5 separate regions of the Homo sapiens genome follow, and all the other regions are linked to region 1. Evidence: chromatin contacts called from ENCODE Hi-C or POLR2A ChIA-PET data. All regions are on one chromosome and are shown on one strand. Each heading gives the region's core, a stretch centred on a gene start or an enhancer-like site at or near the end of the contact. The rest is flanking DNA. Distances are from core to core; before and after follow the strand shown. Region 1 holds the start of CEP120 (centrosomal protein 120). Region 2 holds the start of TMED7-TICAM2 (TMED7-TICAM2 readthrough). Region 3 holds the start of COMMD10 (COMM domain containing 10). Region 4 holds the start of ATG12 (autophagy related 12). Region 5 holds the start of ISOC1 (isochorismatase domain containing 1).

What was found. Hi-C counts contacts between places; a loop is a spot of excess contacts on that map. ChIA-PET counts read pairs that join two places held with the same protein, here RNA polymerase II (POLR2A). Pooled maps may share reads with other maps.
Region 2: a pooled map shows a loop between it and region 1 (8-fold over the local background). The contact joins the promoter of TMED7-TICAM2 here to the promoter of CEP120 in region 1. A Hi-C loop is called at or near these places in 2 of 50 pooled maps.
Region 3: a map of CD8-positive, alpha-beta T cell shows a loop between it and region 1 (11-fold over the local background). The contact joins the promoter of COMMD10 here to the promoter of CEP120 in region 1. A Hi-C loop is called at or near these places in 1 of 168 maps with a recorded cell type or tissue (CD8-positive, alpha-beta T cell) and 4 of 50 pooled maps. POLR2A ChIA-PET finds 5 or more read pairs at or near these places in 1 of 52 experiments (CD4-positive, alpha-beta T cell).
Region 4: a loop to region 1 is called in a map of naive thymus-derived CD4-positive, alpha-beta T cell, with 25 times the contacts of the local background. The contact joins the promoter of ATG12 here to the promoter of CEP120 in region 1. A Hi-C loop is called at or near these places in 2 of 168 maps with a recorded cell type or tissue (CD4-positive, alpha-beta memory T cell and naive thymus-derived CD4-positive, alpha-beta T cell) and 7 of 50 pooled maps.
Region 5: a loop to region 1 is called in a map of CD8-positive, alpha-beta T cell, with 18 times the contacts of the local background. The contact joins the promoter of ISOC1 here to the promoter of CEP120 in region 1. A Hi-C loop is called at or near these places in 5 of 168 maps with a recorded cell type or tissue (B cell, CD4-positive, alpha-beta T cell, CD8-positive, alpha-beta T cell and 1 more) and 9 of 50 pooled maps. POLR2A ChIA-PET finds 5 or more read pairs at or near these places in 1 of 52 experiments (CD4-positive, alpha-beta T cell).

The regions. Positions count from the first base shown.
Region 1 is chr5:123,421,971-123,424,670 of GRCh38, reverse strand. It overlaps CEP120 (centrosomal protein 120), which reads left to right and starts at 1,268. Exons shown (of 20, transcript NM_001375405.1): 1 at 1,268-1,721. The coding sequence starts at 1,673. RefSeq lists a silencer at 1,568-1,727 and an enhancer at 1,057-2,002.
Region 2 is chr5:115,624,767-115,627,466 of GRCh38, reverse strand. TMED7-TICAM2 (TMED7-TICAM2 readthrough) reads left to right here and starts at 1,431. Exons shown (of 4, transcript NM_001164469.4): 1 at 1,431-1,866. The coding sequence starts at 1,675. It overlaps TMED7 (transmembrane p24 trafficking protein 7), which reads left to right and starts at 1,431. Exons shown (of 3, transcript NM_181836.6): 1 at 1,431-1,866. The coding sequence starts at 1,675. RefSeq lists an enhancer at 1,366-1,535 and a silencer at 1,706-1,775.
Region 3 is chr5:116,083,696-116,086,499 of GRCh38, reverse strand. It overlaps COMMD10 (COMM domain containing 10), which reads right to left and starts at 1,475. Exons shown (of 7, transcript NM_016144.4): 1 at 1,407-1,475. The coding sequence starts at 1,447. RefSeq lists enhancers at 934-1,228, 1,522-1,681.
Region 4 is chr5:115,840,315-115,843,014 of GRCh38, reverse strand. ATG12 (autophagy related 12) reads left to right here and starts at 1,450. Exons shown (of 4, transcript NM_004707.4): 1 at 1,450-1,625. The coding sequence starts at 1,463. AP3S1 (adaptor related protein complex 3 subunit sigma 1) reads right to left here and starts at 1,080. Exons shown (of 6, transcript NM_001284.4): 1 at 909-1,080. The coding sequence starts at 977. RefSeq lists enhancers at 234-443, 1,434-1,483, 1,494-1,793, 1,182-2,083, 2,087-2,587 and silencers at 534-723, 824-1,203.
Region 5 is chr5:129,093,312-129,096,011 of GRCh38, reverse strand. ISOC1 (isochorismatase domain containing 1) reads right to left here and starts at 1,263. Exons shown (of 5, transcript NM_016048.2): 1 at 937-1,263. The coding sequence starts at 1,245. It overlaps LOC124901060 (a long non-coding RNA gene), which reads left to right. Exons shown (of 2, transcript XR_007058926.1): 2 at 613-2,700. RefSeq lists a silencer at 866-1,645.

The DNA of each region.
Region 1 (2,700 bases), core at 19-2,518:
TCCACAAAAATAATGCATTGTTCAATGATGAATCCAAAGTAGATCATTACTTTGATTTTACATTGAATAGTGCTTCATTTTAAGAATGCCTGTGATAGGACCTGAAAGGGCCTTAGAAGTAATTAGTCCAATCTCTACATATTCCTCCTTTTCTTTTGGGCAGAAAGCAAAGAAGGAAGAATAAAGAAGAGGAAGAAGAAAACAATAGTGATATTATATTATTTGCTCTCAAAATAACTTCTAAATTTCCAAAACAAGGAAGCAATAGAAGAAAAAGAAAACAGCGAGATATTATATTTGCTCTCAAAACAACTTCTCAATTTACAAAACCAGAAAGTAATAGGAGAAGCCGCACTTATGTCCACTACCTAGTGCTATCTCTGCAGCTTTATTTTATTATGATTTACTTTTGTTTTCCGAAGCAGAATTTTTCCCAAACTTAATAGTGTCCACGATCGCTCCAACCAATTCGGTTATTTAAGTTTCAAGCTAGATAACCTCCAAAAGAACTTTGCCTTTGACTTGAATACATGCTTCTTGCAATTTGAGTAGTGTTTAGGAGGCCGTTCCCTTTACAAGTCTTGAACCGTTTCTTAAATCTGAATTTGGGAGACGTTAAGGGGAAAGGGTCGGCAGACAGCACCTCAATGCCTTGTTTATTTTTGGTTTTGAGTTTGCTAATAACTTTGTCATCGGGGGTGGAAGAACCTTTATATTTCATTGCCCACGTGACAGTGTTTTTGTTTTAGGGGTAATTTCTAAGGGACAGGAAATTCTCGGGGAGTTTACGTCAGCTTTAACAAGTACAGTAATTACCGTATTGAAGCTACTTGTTTTCAAAGGTCGGAAATTTGAGGTGCCGCGTGAGCACGATTTAGGGACTTTAGAGTTTAGATTTAAGTCATTATTTTTTTGTGATTTAATTTTTTAAGCAGTGTTGACACTGGGTACGTCAACTAAGCTAGGTTTTTTTGTTTTTTTAATCCCCACTAATATAACTCTCAGGTTGTGGCTGAAGCATAAAGCAGGTAATACGCTACACTCACGCTCCTTAAAGGCTACGCAGCTTCAGGAAGCGTTTACAGCAGTAGTGCGCTTGCGCAGCTGGTCCCACACCAAGTCGCCCGCCTCTCCTCGTCCGGCTAGCAGAGGGCGCTGTGAGGTAATGAAGGCGTCCTCCTTAGGGCTCTGGAACAGAGCGTAAAAGGGCGGGAGGCGAAGCTCGCTGACGGGCGTTCTAGCCTTGACTGCTCTGTCTCTATCACCCGTTGTCCTCCAACCTCCCCTGGGCACTGGGCCTGCGGGCCTGGTTGCTAGGCGGAAGCTGGGCGCGGCGGCGGCCGCTGCGGCCGCCCGGGCGTTTGAAAAGCGGCTACGCAGGCGGCAAAAGGTCCTCGGGTGGCGGGCTTGTCTCTGCTTGCAGACTGGCAGGGCTGCAGCGTGGCTTTTTCCTTGAGTCGGGGCACAGTTAGGATCTGGGCTGGCGGCCCGAGGCAGAGGAGCCGGGCGCGCTGCAGCAGACGGCGGTGGGACCTGGCTGCGGAGCGGGGTCCGGGCATCAGGGACCGGGGGCGGGCAGTGGGGGTCCCGCCGGGGGTCCCGGATTACCCGCGACTCAACTGGACCTCACTTCCCCCCAGCCGCCTTCGCCCCCGGACCGCTCACCGCAACCATGGTCTCCAAATCCGACCAATTGCTCATCGTCGTGTCCATCCTAGAAGGTGAGCAGCCTGAGGCTTGCTTTTGCAACTGCTGCCTCCCGAGTTTTAAAAGCTTAGTGTGGGACCGAGGCCTTGTTAACCTTAAGAACCCTGTCATCTGTGCTTTTGTGGTCCCCACAGACTTGTTCAAAGTTGTACGTAGTGAGGTCTGTTAGGCAATTGATTTAAAAATCTCTCCAGGGATATGAGCGCTATTAGGGATAAGTGATATTTAGCGTGACTAGCCGTAGCCCCAGAGAATCTAGAGAAAACGATTTTCATCCAAAGCAGCACGTCGATGGCTTTTATATATGAGCTGAACGTGGTCCTGAGAAGCGCGTTCTGATCAGCGGTTCCCAATAATAGCACTTGTAAGAGCTTTGACTTGAATACAGGCTTCCTGCGATTCCAGAAGTGTTCCGGAGGCAATTCCCTTTACACGTCTTGCTGGAGGACTCAGGGGACTACAGTTCTTAAGAGGGTGTATTATACATTCCTTAAAAGGTGTGTTTTGGATGAATGACATTGGTTTATTGGGACTCATTGAGTGTCAGACACTGTGCTGGGAATGTAAGAATGAAACAGTCCTGATTCTAAAAAGCTAAGGATGTAGCAAGGAGAGTGTGTCAGCAAATAATTCATCAGGATGTGGAAGACCCTAATGAATGACCACCTCTGTCTAAGGAAACTGCGGAAGTTTCACTAGAGGAGGTGGCATTTTTTGGGGTCCTACAGATGATTAGGAATTTGTCAGGTGAAAAAAGGAAGGGCATTCCAGGCAAAGAGAAGAGCAGGGAGCACTTAAAGTATGGAAAAGCAAGACACGTTTTGCCTTGCTTAATTAAATTCACTCAGTAAACATTGGTTAAATTCAGTGTGGTTGGAGAACAGATTTGCAAGAAAGTGGAGGGCATAGGAGATAACAGGTGAATTGAGGACACTTTACGAATAGTATGTTAAGAAGGAGTCATCTTGAGCCAGAGCAGAAGCCTGGCTGCAT
Region 2 (2,700 bases), core at 182-2,681, 7.8 Mb after region 1:
CTTAATTACATCTGCAAAAGCCCTATTTCCAAATAAAATCATATTCACAGGGGTGGAGGGGTTGAAACTTGGACATGTATTTTTTAGGGGGACACAATTCAACTCACTGCACACATTTACATAAATAACACATCTTTTAATAAAAATATTTTCGAAATAAAAATTTAGCAAGAAGAGTGACCTTATTTTTGTAAATCTTTCATATCTAGATTTAAGGAAGAAGCTGGGTGCTCATTTCCTTTGATATTCAATCTGTTATGCTGTTTTGGTTGAAATATATAATGAAAATCCAGCTTCATACAGATCATTACATACCCTCTGAAAGGGTTTCAGGAGGCTTCTGGGGACTTCAGAGCAACACTTGAGAACCACTGCTCTAAAGCATATACTCCATAAATATATGTAAAATGGAATTTCCAGGCTGTGGCTACATATTCCAGGCTATATATATATATATATATATACATATATACACACACACACACACACACTGTATATAGGTGTGTGTGTTCTGTGTGTGTATACATATATTCTACTTTATTAGATAATGGCACATTGTTTTCCAACTTGATTAACCAATTTACTTTTTCACTAGCAGTGTATAAGAGGTTTTGTGGCTCTATAAGTCGACCAATATCTGTTATTGTTACACTTAAAATTTTTGCCTATCTTGTGGTATGTAATGTATTGATTGCACTGTGACGTTTAATTTAACAAAAGTTCATCTAGTGCTTGCTATGTACCAACCACTTCTAGGTACTTTTTCCAAATATTGGTACTTTGTAATAATTCTCTATGGTAGGTGCTATTATCTCCATTCTACAGATACACACTGAGGCAGAGAATTTAAGCAAGTGGCCGGACGTCACACAGCCAGTACGTGGCAAAGCAGGGATTAAGCACTCCTGCAGTCTGCTCTTAGAATTCGCGCTCCTTGCCCAGCTGCTTCCCCCAAATATTTATTATTACTTATGAGAAAACTCCGCAAATTGCAAAGCGCTCTACCACCAACGATTAGCACCCTAGGGCAAAATGAGCCCTTTACCACTCCCTAGATGCTCCCCAGCGCTAAGTTCCCAGCGGAGGTTGCAGTGAGCGCAGATCGCGCCACTGCACTCCAGCCTGGGTGACAGGGCGAGACTCTTGTCTCAAAAAAAAAAAAAAAAAAACAACAAAAAAAGCCAGTGATTGGAGCGTAATTACCCTCGCCAACCGCCTGTAACCACGGCGGCCGCCACGCCCCGTTTCCTGGTCTCGCCCCTCTCCGCCCACGACTCTGGCCCCGCCCCTCGTCCCAGGCTGCAACGGAGGCAGAGCCAACGCCTCGCGGGCTTCCACGTACGCACTCCAACGCGTGTTCCCGGAGAAGAACGCATCCGGGTCACGGGAGCCGGTGTCTCAGGCTCCGCCCCTTCACCCCCCGAAAGGCTAATCCCCACTTCCGACCCTCTCAGGCCTTTTCCGCTTCTCTTTTACCTCCCCAGGTCCGCCCGTCTGCGCCCCTCACAGGAAGCCGGAGGGTCGCTCTGATCCCGAATCTCCCACAGGCGTGAACCTGCTCTGCTGTGTATCTTTGCGGGGTGGCCTGCGCTGAGGCCTGCCGCGCGCGGTGAGTCCGCGCAGACCTGACCCTGCGTCTCGCAGCTCGGTTGAGGCCGCCGCCGCCTTCTCGGGATGCCGCGGCCGGGGTCCGCGCAGCGCTGGGCGGCCGTCGCGGGCCGTTGGGGGTGCAGGCTGCTCGCACTGCTGCTACTGGTGCCTGGACCCGGCGGCGCCTCTGAGATCACCTTCGAGCTTCCTGACAACGCCAAGCAGTGCTTCTACGAGGACATCGCTCAGGGCACCAAGTGCACCCTGGAGTTCCAGGTATCAGGGGCCTAGCAGTCCCTGGGCCCCAACTCGCGGCTCCAGGATTGGGGGTGTAACTTGAGGGATGGCACTTTCCTGTCCGTGTTTCCCCGTTCTTAGGCTAATTCAAAAATCGCTTCTAGGTAGCTGATGCCCAGCATTTGACTTTCCTCTAATAAACCTTGGGTGAGAGATGTTAAGACCGGGTGTTAAAATATATGAATTCCAGAAATGCTCCCTTTAGCATTTCTTTCCATCTCATTTTTAAGGCCTATTGAACTTTCTTCCTTAAAAGATTCCCTTAAAGAAAATCATTTATACTCTGTAGTACCCAGTGTCAACCCTCTACTCTCTAATCCACACCTCCAATTTAATTGGATTTGGAGTGCTGCCAATGTCTAACTTCATTGCTTTTCAGTTTTACCAATATTAGGACTGTTGGTTAATACGGTCCTTGTCATTGGAAGAGCTCCATTACAGGTTGAACGGCCATTTGCCAAGGGAGTTGTAGAAAGAATTGCTGTGATAAATGAGAGGCCCCTTCTGATATTTGGGATTATATAAAAAAGAAACTTTAACAGAATGTGGTTTATTCGGTTGGTTAGAACAGTCTTTACTGAGCTTCAATTTTGGTTGGTAGGCGCATTTAACATTTGAGTAGCTATTGAATACTAGGTGCCAGTGGTACAGAAGTGGTCGAAACAGATAGGGTCACTGCCATCATTCATGATTCCCCTCTCACCCTGCTTTTCTTAACTGGTATCTGCTCATTCATCAGAACTGTGCCTTAAGAGCAGTAAGTAGGATCCATGAAGGAAGACTTCCTTTGGAAAATTATTTTAAGCTGAACTT
Region 3 (2,804 bases), core at 226-2,725, 7.3 Mb after region 1:
GCAACAAGAGGGAAACGCCCTCTCAGGGAAAAAAAAGAGAGAGAGATTAGCCCGCCTCAGCCTCCCAAAGTGCTGGAATTACAGGCATGAGCCACAGCACCTTTCCTGTAATAATCAACTTTAAATGATGTGATGAGAACAATTCTATACTGCACCATATTGGATACAGTTTACTGATGTAGCGGTGTTCCCCAAGACACTGGTATGAGGAAAGAAACTGGCGATCAGAACCAAAGTGAGGCAGGAAAATAGGGTCAGGAGGCTGGGAACATAAAGCTGATTCCCACTTCAGCTATGACAAGAAATGTCCTCTCCATATGGCATAGGCGGAGAAAATGACTTTGTAACTTTACTTCATCCTCTTCATTTACATAGGGAGTACACCAAGTAACCAATGGAATCCTCTAGAGGGTATTTAAATTCCCAAAAATTCTGTAGGGGCCCTTCAGCCCCTATGCTCAAGCAGCTCCCACACTGTGGAGGGTAGTTTCATTTTCAATAAATGTCTTCTTCATTCTTTCCTCGCTTTCTTTGTGCGTCTTCTCCAGTTCTTTGTTCAAGACGCCAAGAACCTGGACACCCTCCACTGGTAACAAAAGGAATCCAGAAAGAAGGAAAAACTTTAAAATAACTCTTTTCTTCTGAAAGATTTCTACCCAATCCAAGCACAAAGAAATTACTTCCGAACACTATTTTGCCTATATACTTCAGTACTTTTTCTGTATCCACACGCTACCTGCACTATTGCTTATTTTTTCACAAATTGAGTCTTTTTTTACTTAAATAATGTTAAAGGGGAGCTTTATATCACTACCATGGACAACCAACTTTATCTACCATAAGTAGAAATTAACTAAAAATCTGTTTAAAATGCAAATAAAAGCAAATGCTACCAAAGCCAGGCTAGATTCTTCTACCAACCAAAAATTCGGTCCCCTATTCGATACTGATTTAAAAGGGGTATTAACACATGTTGGCTATTAAAGACCCTCCAGCAGCAGCGTGAGCCTTTCCCACCAGAGTGTCTGAACCGGAACTGAAATCGGAAACGGAATACCGTTCCACGTGATTCGGCAGCACTGAAGGCAGCACCCGGGAACTTCTGATACCAAACTCCGCGAACAGTGACGCAGACCCCACGCTTGCAGACCACACGCTTCCGTACAGACCTCAGCTGCCAGGCGCACTGTGAGCCCCACAGGTGGACCACCGTGACTGTAGAGGCGCTACACGGCCCCACGCACTCCGCAGACGCAGCGTCGCAACCTCGGCAGCCCACCCCACCCCACCCCACTCAACCGGGCCCGCCGCGGCGCCCAGGCGGCAGGCAGCAAGGACAGCCTTGTGCGAGCCCGATCTGGGCCTTCCTGGGCGCGGCTACCGCAAGAGCTTAACGGATCAGCTACCTGGGGCTCTCCCGTAGGATCAGCGCCGCGGGGACCGCCATCTTCGGCTTTCTCGCACTGCCGCCGTCTGTTAGCTGCGCCGAACCCAGCCAATGGCGGCCGCGGCGGACGGAAAGCCGGAAGGCCCAAGCCGCGCAGGGGCCGTTTTAGGGCTCCGGGTCTCCTGCGACCCGGGCGCCGGGAGACTTGTCCCGCAGTCCTGGAGGGCGGAGAGGGCAGCCCAGTTGCCCTCCCGACACTCCAATCGTGTTGGAGTTAAGTCTGTGCATATATATGTCTTTATATTTATATATTATATATGTATGTACATACCTGGATAGGGGTGTGTGTCTGTATTTAATAGGGCAGGTTTAAGCAAGTCTATGTACAGACCTGTATAGATATATGTGTGTATGTTCGTGCATAAATATATACATTATTATTTTTAATAGGGCAGGTTTAAGCAAGCCCGTGTATACATACTTGGATAAATGGTGTGTGCGTGTGTATATTTTTTTAATAGGGCGGGTTTAAGTGAGCCTGTGTGTACATACTTGGATAGGTGATTTGTGAGTATTTTTTTTTCCAGCGTTTGGGCTACAGAGAGGCAGGCATTTGAGCGAGCTCCCCCGAGCCTGCCCAGGAAGCGGCGCATCACCCCTCAGGAGAGGTGGTGCCTCCAGTTCCACCCTAAGCACTGTGCCGTCAACCCCTCCTGTATCTGCATCTGCAGGGCTTGTAGTATGTACGTTCAATTCCTTCAGCAACGTTCAATGAATGAGTGCCTACTGTGTACCAAGCACTGTTCTAGGCACTGGAGATACAAAAGGCCAAAATTCCTGCCCTCAGGGTTTGCCGGCAGTCTAAATGGACAAGTATTTGTTGCACCCTTCTTTAGAGTCTGACAGTGCAGAGTAGGGGAGATGAATCGCTGCAGTGAGTGATGTCAAAGACCTCACCCAAGACTAGGGAGACACCATGTTTGCATAAATACCTTGGTCTGCCTTTGAGAAAAACATGGAGTGAGTTAAAGGAATTCAGATGTGGGAGCAGTGAAAGGCATCCGAGGTAAGATCAGGAAAAGCTCCCTAGGGCAGGTGGCAAATGCGGTGGGTCTGCAGAGATGTGGAGGGTGAGGCTGTGTGTTTCAGGTCAGTAGAGTAGAAGGGCGGTTTGACGTTTGAAGAACAGGAATTTAGACTAGAAAAAGCCTTTAATGACTGGTTGTGGCATGTGCACTTAATCTGGTGAGAAATGGGTAAGCATTAAATGTTTTTTCTATCCATTAAATGTTTTGAACCAAAGAAATTTTGCAGTGGGAGTTGGATTTTTGAAGGTTGCTGTCAGCAGAATGATGATTGAAATGGAAAGAGGTAAGCAGGAGAGCTACCTGGAAACTACTGCAATAATCTATAGAAA
Region 4 (2,700 bases), core at 201-2,700, 7.6 Mb after region 1:
ATACTAAACAGTATTTACACGTTAAAAGAGAAGTTCTACAAATGCTACTATTCTTCATAAATAGAAAAAAACTATAAATGAGGGCAAATTCCCATACGTGGAAAAATGCCAAACCAGAAGCTGAAATCATAACTTTTAGGTATAGAACCACAGCTCCAATCAGTCAACTACAAACGTCGCCGGTTACTTCGAGGGTAAATAATTTGCAGCCAGCTGGTAAAAAGCCTGATAAAAATATTAGGTCCTCACATATCTTCCTTTTCAATAAGGAGACACCTGAAAGTCACACTGGGCAGTCTGTCACGTATCGAAACATGCAGAAGAGAGACTGTACAGAACGTGCAGTTATCAAACGCAGGAAGCCAAAGTTCCTGTGCTATGAGAGGACCACAGTGAAAAACGGTAGCCCATCTGTCCAAAGAACAGAAAGAAGTCCACCTGGAAAGGATGGGAGTCGGCGGAGGGGGGCGAGAAGAACGAGTTCCACGCCGTCTTCCTCCTCCCGGGCTAACTGCAGCCGCGGGCGGCAGGAAGGCAGCCGCGCGGGGTGGGCTCTTGGGGACTGGGCGCAGGGCTCCGCGGCGCGGCTGGGCTGCGGCTGCCCGATCGGCGAGGGCCGGGCCCCGGGAAGTCTCCAGGGCCTCGCCCGCGCAGCCAGGAAAGCATGCAGCCCACCGACGGGCGGAGGAACCGCCCGGGCAAAGCCACGTCGGTGGCTGACCGCGCGGCAGGGAGGTGGGCACCCTGTCCACACCCACCAGGAGGCTGACAGCTGGCGAGCGCCAGGCGGCCGGGACGGGACAAGGGCCGCAGCGCGCCGGAGGGGGTCGCTCTGAGAAAGCCGCGCTGGGCGCTGCCCGTCGCCAACGACTCCCCCTCGCCCGGATCAGCGGCGGCTGGATACTCACGTAGGGCTGGTAGAACTTGGAGAGCCGCGGCTTCCCGTGGTTGTTGAAGATTAGGATCGCCTTGATCATGGCTGTGCCGGGCCGACCGGGTGGGCACTGGGGGCCAGGGCGGGGGCGGGCGCGCGAGCCTCGCCTCGTAATCTCGCCTGCGATCCTTCCCCACCCGCCCCCTCCCGCACGCGACCGCGCGCGCTCCCGAGCCGTCGGGCGGGGCCCAAGGGGCGGGGCCTGGGCGGGGCAGGCACTAAGGAAAGCGGAAACATTTCTAGGTCCGAGCCAGCGGCCTAACTGGAGTGTGCGCATTCGACCGAGCACAGACACGTTGCCCACCGCTCCTCTCCCGAGGTCTGTAGTCGCGGAGAAACACATGTTGCGTTACTAACGTTCAGAGGTCTGCGACAGCTTCGATTTGAATGACTAGCCGGGAACACCAAGTTTCACTGTGTAATTGCGTCCCCCTACTCCGGCGCCTCCTTTGCGACGCTCCCTGGAGAAAAGCACGCCCACTGCACGCGCTCAGTCGCTACTTCCGCTCTCGAGTGTCTCCAAGCAAGATGGCGGAGGAGCCGCAGTCTGTGTTGCAGCTTCCTACTTCAATTGCTGCTGGAGGGGAAGGACTTACGGATGTCTCCCCAGAAACAACCACCCCGGAGCCCCCGTCTTCCGCTGCAGTTTCCCCGGGAACAGAGGAACCTGCTGGCGACACCAAGAAAAAAAGTAACTGAATTTATTTCCGGGCAGAGAGGCGGGAGGTTCAGATTGCATCCGAGTAGGGGTGGCGGCCAGTAAAGAAGCAAAATTTAGAGGAGCGCCTGTCCTAGACCTGCATTTTGACCAGTCATCAGAAGAAAAGAAGTGTACTTTTTGATTTTTAAGGCCTTTAAGTTGAGTGTTAAAATACCATCTCTGTCTATCGGTGTAGGGCCTGATACTTGGCTGCCACACTTATTTTTATACTGTATTTTTTTGAGTTGGCCAGACTGCGAGCTCTTTGAAGGAGGGAGGGAGCTGAGTGGGGCGGGGGGAGGGGGGTCTCGGTAATTCCAGGTACTTAACACAGGAGCTAATTATTTGAGTAATGTTTTATGGTGGTAGGGGTGGTCATTGGCAAAGCCTGGATTAGAATTCATGCCTTCCAACTTAACTCGCTTTTGCTTTTTTCCCCCTCCCAGTTGGTTGTGAATTCACTCCTTAAACCAAAAACCAAATTCTTATGCAGAATGAAGACTGCTAAGGGAAAGCTAAAGGCATAGATGTTACCTTTTTAAGAAACACATTTTGGAACCTTTGTGAGTTATTTCATTGCTTGAGTCAGCTATCCTCAACCCTTTATTGCTTGAGAATGTTTCCCTTTGTAAAAGAGATTGCTAAAATTACGTGTTCTAAAGCACTCTGTTTAGAGTTAGAGTTGCCTATGGGAAAAGCAGCATATAAGCATCCTCGATTCAGAGAGGCTGATTTCGTCCTTAGACGTTTTCCCCGTTCTGTCTTAAGATGACAGTGGTCTCTGGCCGGGCGCGGTGGCTCACTCCTGTAATCCCAGCACTTTGGTAGGCTGAGGCGGGTGGATCACCTGAGGTCAAGAGTTCGAGACCAGCCTGGCCAACATGGTAAGACTCCATCTCTACTAAAAATATAAAAGTTAGATGGGTGTGGTGGCGCGCGCCTGTAATCCCAGCTACTCGGGAGGCTGAGGCAGGAGAATCGCTTGAACCCGCGAGGCGGAGGTGGCAGTGGGCGGAGGTCTCGCCATTGCACTCCAGCCTGGACAACAAGAGCGAAACTCCGCCTC
Region 5 (2,700 bases), core at 14-2,513, 5.7 Mb before region 1:
CCCACATTTCAGTTTGGTCTTCTGAAAAAATGACTTATCAGTTTCTCAGCTAAAGAAATGATATCGACAGTGTACTACCTAAATTATACCTTATATTCTTTCCTTTCCAAAATATAAATTCGCCAGTGAACAATCTGATCCTAAAGAGGGCGGAAGATTAACCCGCCTAGCATGAGAGCACAGCTTAAAATAAATGCTGTTAAGTAGTCCTCAGGTAGAACAACTTTCCCAGCCAGCAGGCCCAGGAACTCAAGGTCTAGCTTAAGTTGGGTATTTGTATTCAAGAAGGAATTACAATCATGGAGTCAAATGACTTTTTCAATGCAGACGACAAAACGTAATCAAGTCAGTAGACACTTTACTAAGAGGAGGCTAAGCAAATGGTTATTTGCTTAAGGTTAGGGAACTCTTAAGCCCAAGGACCTGAGAGCCTGGGAAGGCGGGGGGGAATGGGTTTGACTCCCAAAGTTTGCGTTTCCGCAAGTGGTTAACACAACTCTAGGAACAAACCCTAAGACCAATACTCCCCACAATCTCATTTCCCCCCATTCTGCATCACCCATCACCCCAAAATAAAAACAGCTACTACAGCACAGCCCTTTGGTTACGCAGGAGGCTGGGACCTGATCCTGGCATAAAAAGCGGATGCGGGCGACCGAGGACCACACACGTGGGGGCGTTCGCGGGCGCTGAAACCAGCTACGAGGCCCACGCCCCCGCCGGGGACAGCTGGTGACCATCACCTTTGGACAGGGGCATTCCCCAGCCGGCCCCGGAACTTGCGAAAGACGCGCAGCCCTTCGGACTCAGCCACTCGCGCAGGGCCCGGGTCCCGGGCGGCTCGGGGCACCTGAGGAGCGCGGCGAAGGCGGGGACAGGGACGGGGACGGGGACGACTCGGGAACAGGGAAGCGCGCGGCCTCCCGCAGGACCCACCTGGATCTGCAACGGCACGAGGCGCACCTTGCAGCGCTCGCTCACCGCGAAGCCCTTGGGCAAGTCCACGTACTGGCCCCACTCCTCGGCGAACAGCTGCACCACGAATTTGCGGTGCATGTCGATCTGGTCGCCGTACAGGCTGAGGAACTTCTGGATGAGCAGCTCGTAGCCCGCCCCGTGTGGCACCGACGAGGGTCGCGCGAAGACTGAGAAACAGAAGAGCACCGGGACTGTGCCCGACGGCGCCCCCGCGCCCCCGGCGCCGCTGTTGGGGAGCGCAAGGACCGCCGGCTCCGCAGCCGCCATGTTCCCCCGAGCGTCTGCGAGCTCCGAGGCCGCCCAGTCGCACCCAGCCGGCTGCCGCGGCCCCGCCTCCCGGCGATGCCAGCCCGCCCGCCAGCTCGCGGAGGCGAAGGGGCGTGTCCTGACGACCGCTGCTCGCGCGCTCTCTTACCCGCCCCGGAGGGCGGGCCGCGGCGTAAGGGTGGGTGGTGGGGCCGGGGTGCGCGCGTGAGCCAGGGAGCGCCTGCGCTCGCCGGCCGGGTCCGCCCCCTCCAGCTTCCCGGGCCGCTGCGTTCCCGCAGTTCCCCGCTCGCGCCCTTTCTGCCGCGGTTCTGACTGCCGGCAGAACGCCTAGTGGTCTCGCAGACCCAAGACCCGCCTGGGCTGCCCGTTGTTCTTGCCCCGGTGCTGCAGCTCACACAAGGGTTTGTACCACCCTTCCCCTAACGCTGGCCCTCTTCGCGGCTTCGCTCGCCTTCGAATGAGCAGTGTTCTTGGCAGTCTAGGGTTGTGGTTGGGTACACAGAGCCGCCAGGACGAGTTACCTGTTGGCTCTGTGCAGAAGCATGCAGTCCTCCTCGAGATGGCAGTGGTATCTTACAACCAAAGGGACAGTCCGATAGATACCCTAAGAAGAGCAGCAGAATTTAATCCTTAGAGGGCCAGTCAAGGTTCAAGTTTTGTCTTTTTTCGGTCCCACAGAACACAATATCTCTAGGAATGGATTTGATATCTGGCCTCCCTTCATCTCAACCTATTTCTGGGAGGACTTGGATTTGGGAATATAAATACTATTAAAAGCAAAAATCTGAACTTTATATTGAAACTAAGGATATCTGTTTTTAAGTAAGTAAAAGGGATCACTTTCAAATAAAACAATCCTCTGCCTTCTGCACACTGTAAGGCGCTATAATTAACTGGAATTAGAAAGCATGCATTATGAACAGAATTTCCTTGGAATTGAGTCCTGCGAAGATAGGCATGGGCCTAAACATAAAATTAGATTTTAGGTATTAAAGCTGTCCTCTTCTAAGAAAATAACCTTTAAAGCAGGGTTTCCCAACTGACACTGTTGACTTCTGGAATGGACATTTCTCTTTCTTGGGGATGGGGCATCTTGTGCATTTGCAGGATATTTAGCAGCATCACCGGCTTCTACTCCCGCTAGATGCCTAGTGACCGCTCCTCCCTCTAGTTATGGCAATCAAAAATGTTTCCAGACATTGCCAAATATTCCCCAGAGGGCAAATATACCCCCTACTTGAGAACCACACTGCTTTAAAGTTATGAAAAGACCATCCTTTGGTGTTTCTTGCTCAATTGTACCGAAGCTACTAGAAATAGCCATTTTTTTCTGGTTCTCATCACACTTTGAGAGATCCCATTTAAAAGTGTTGTCTGAACCCGTCAGACCCAAAATGATATTTTTTTCCGGATACCACTCCATTGCAAGGTCTTCTATATGCAGATATGCTGATT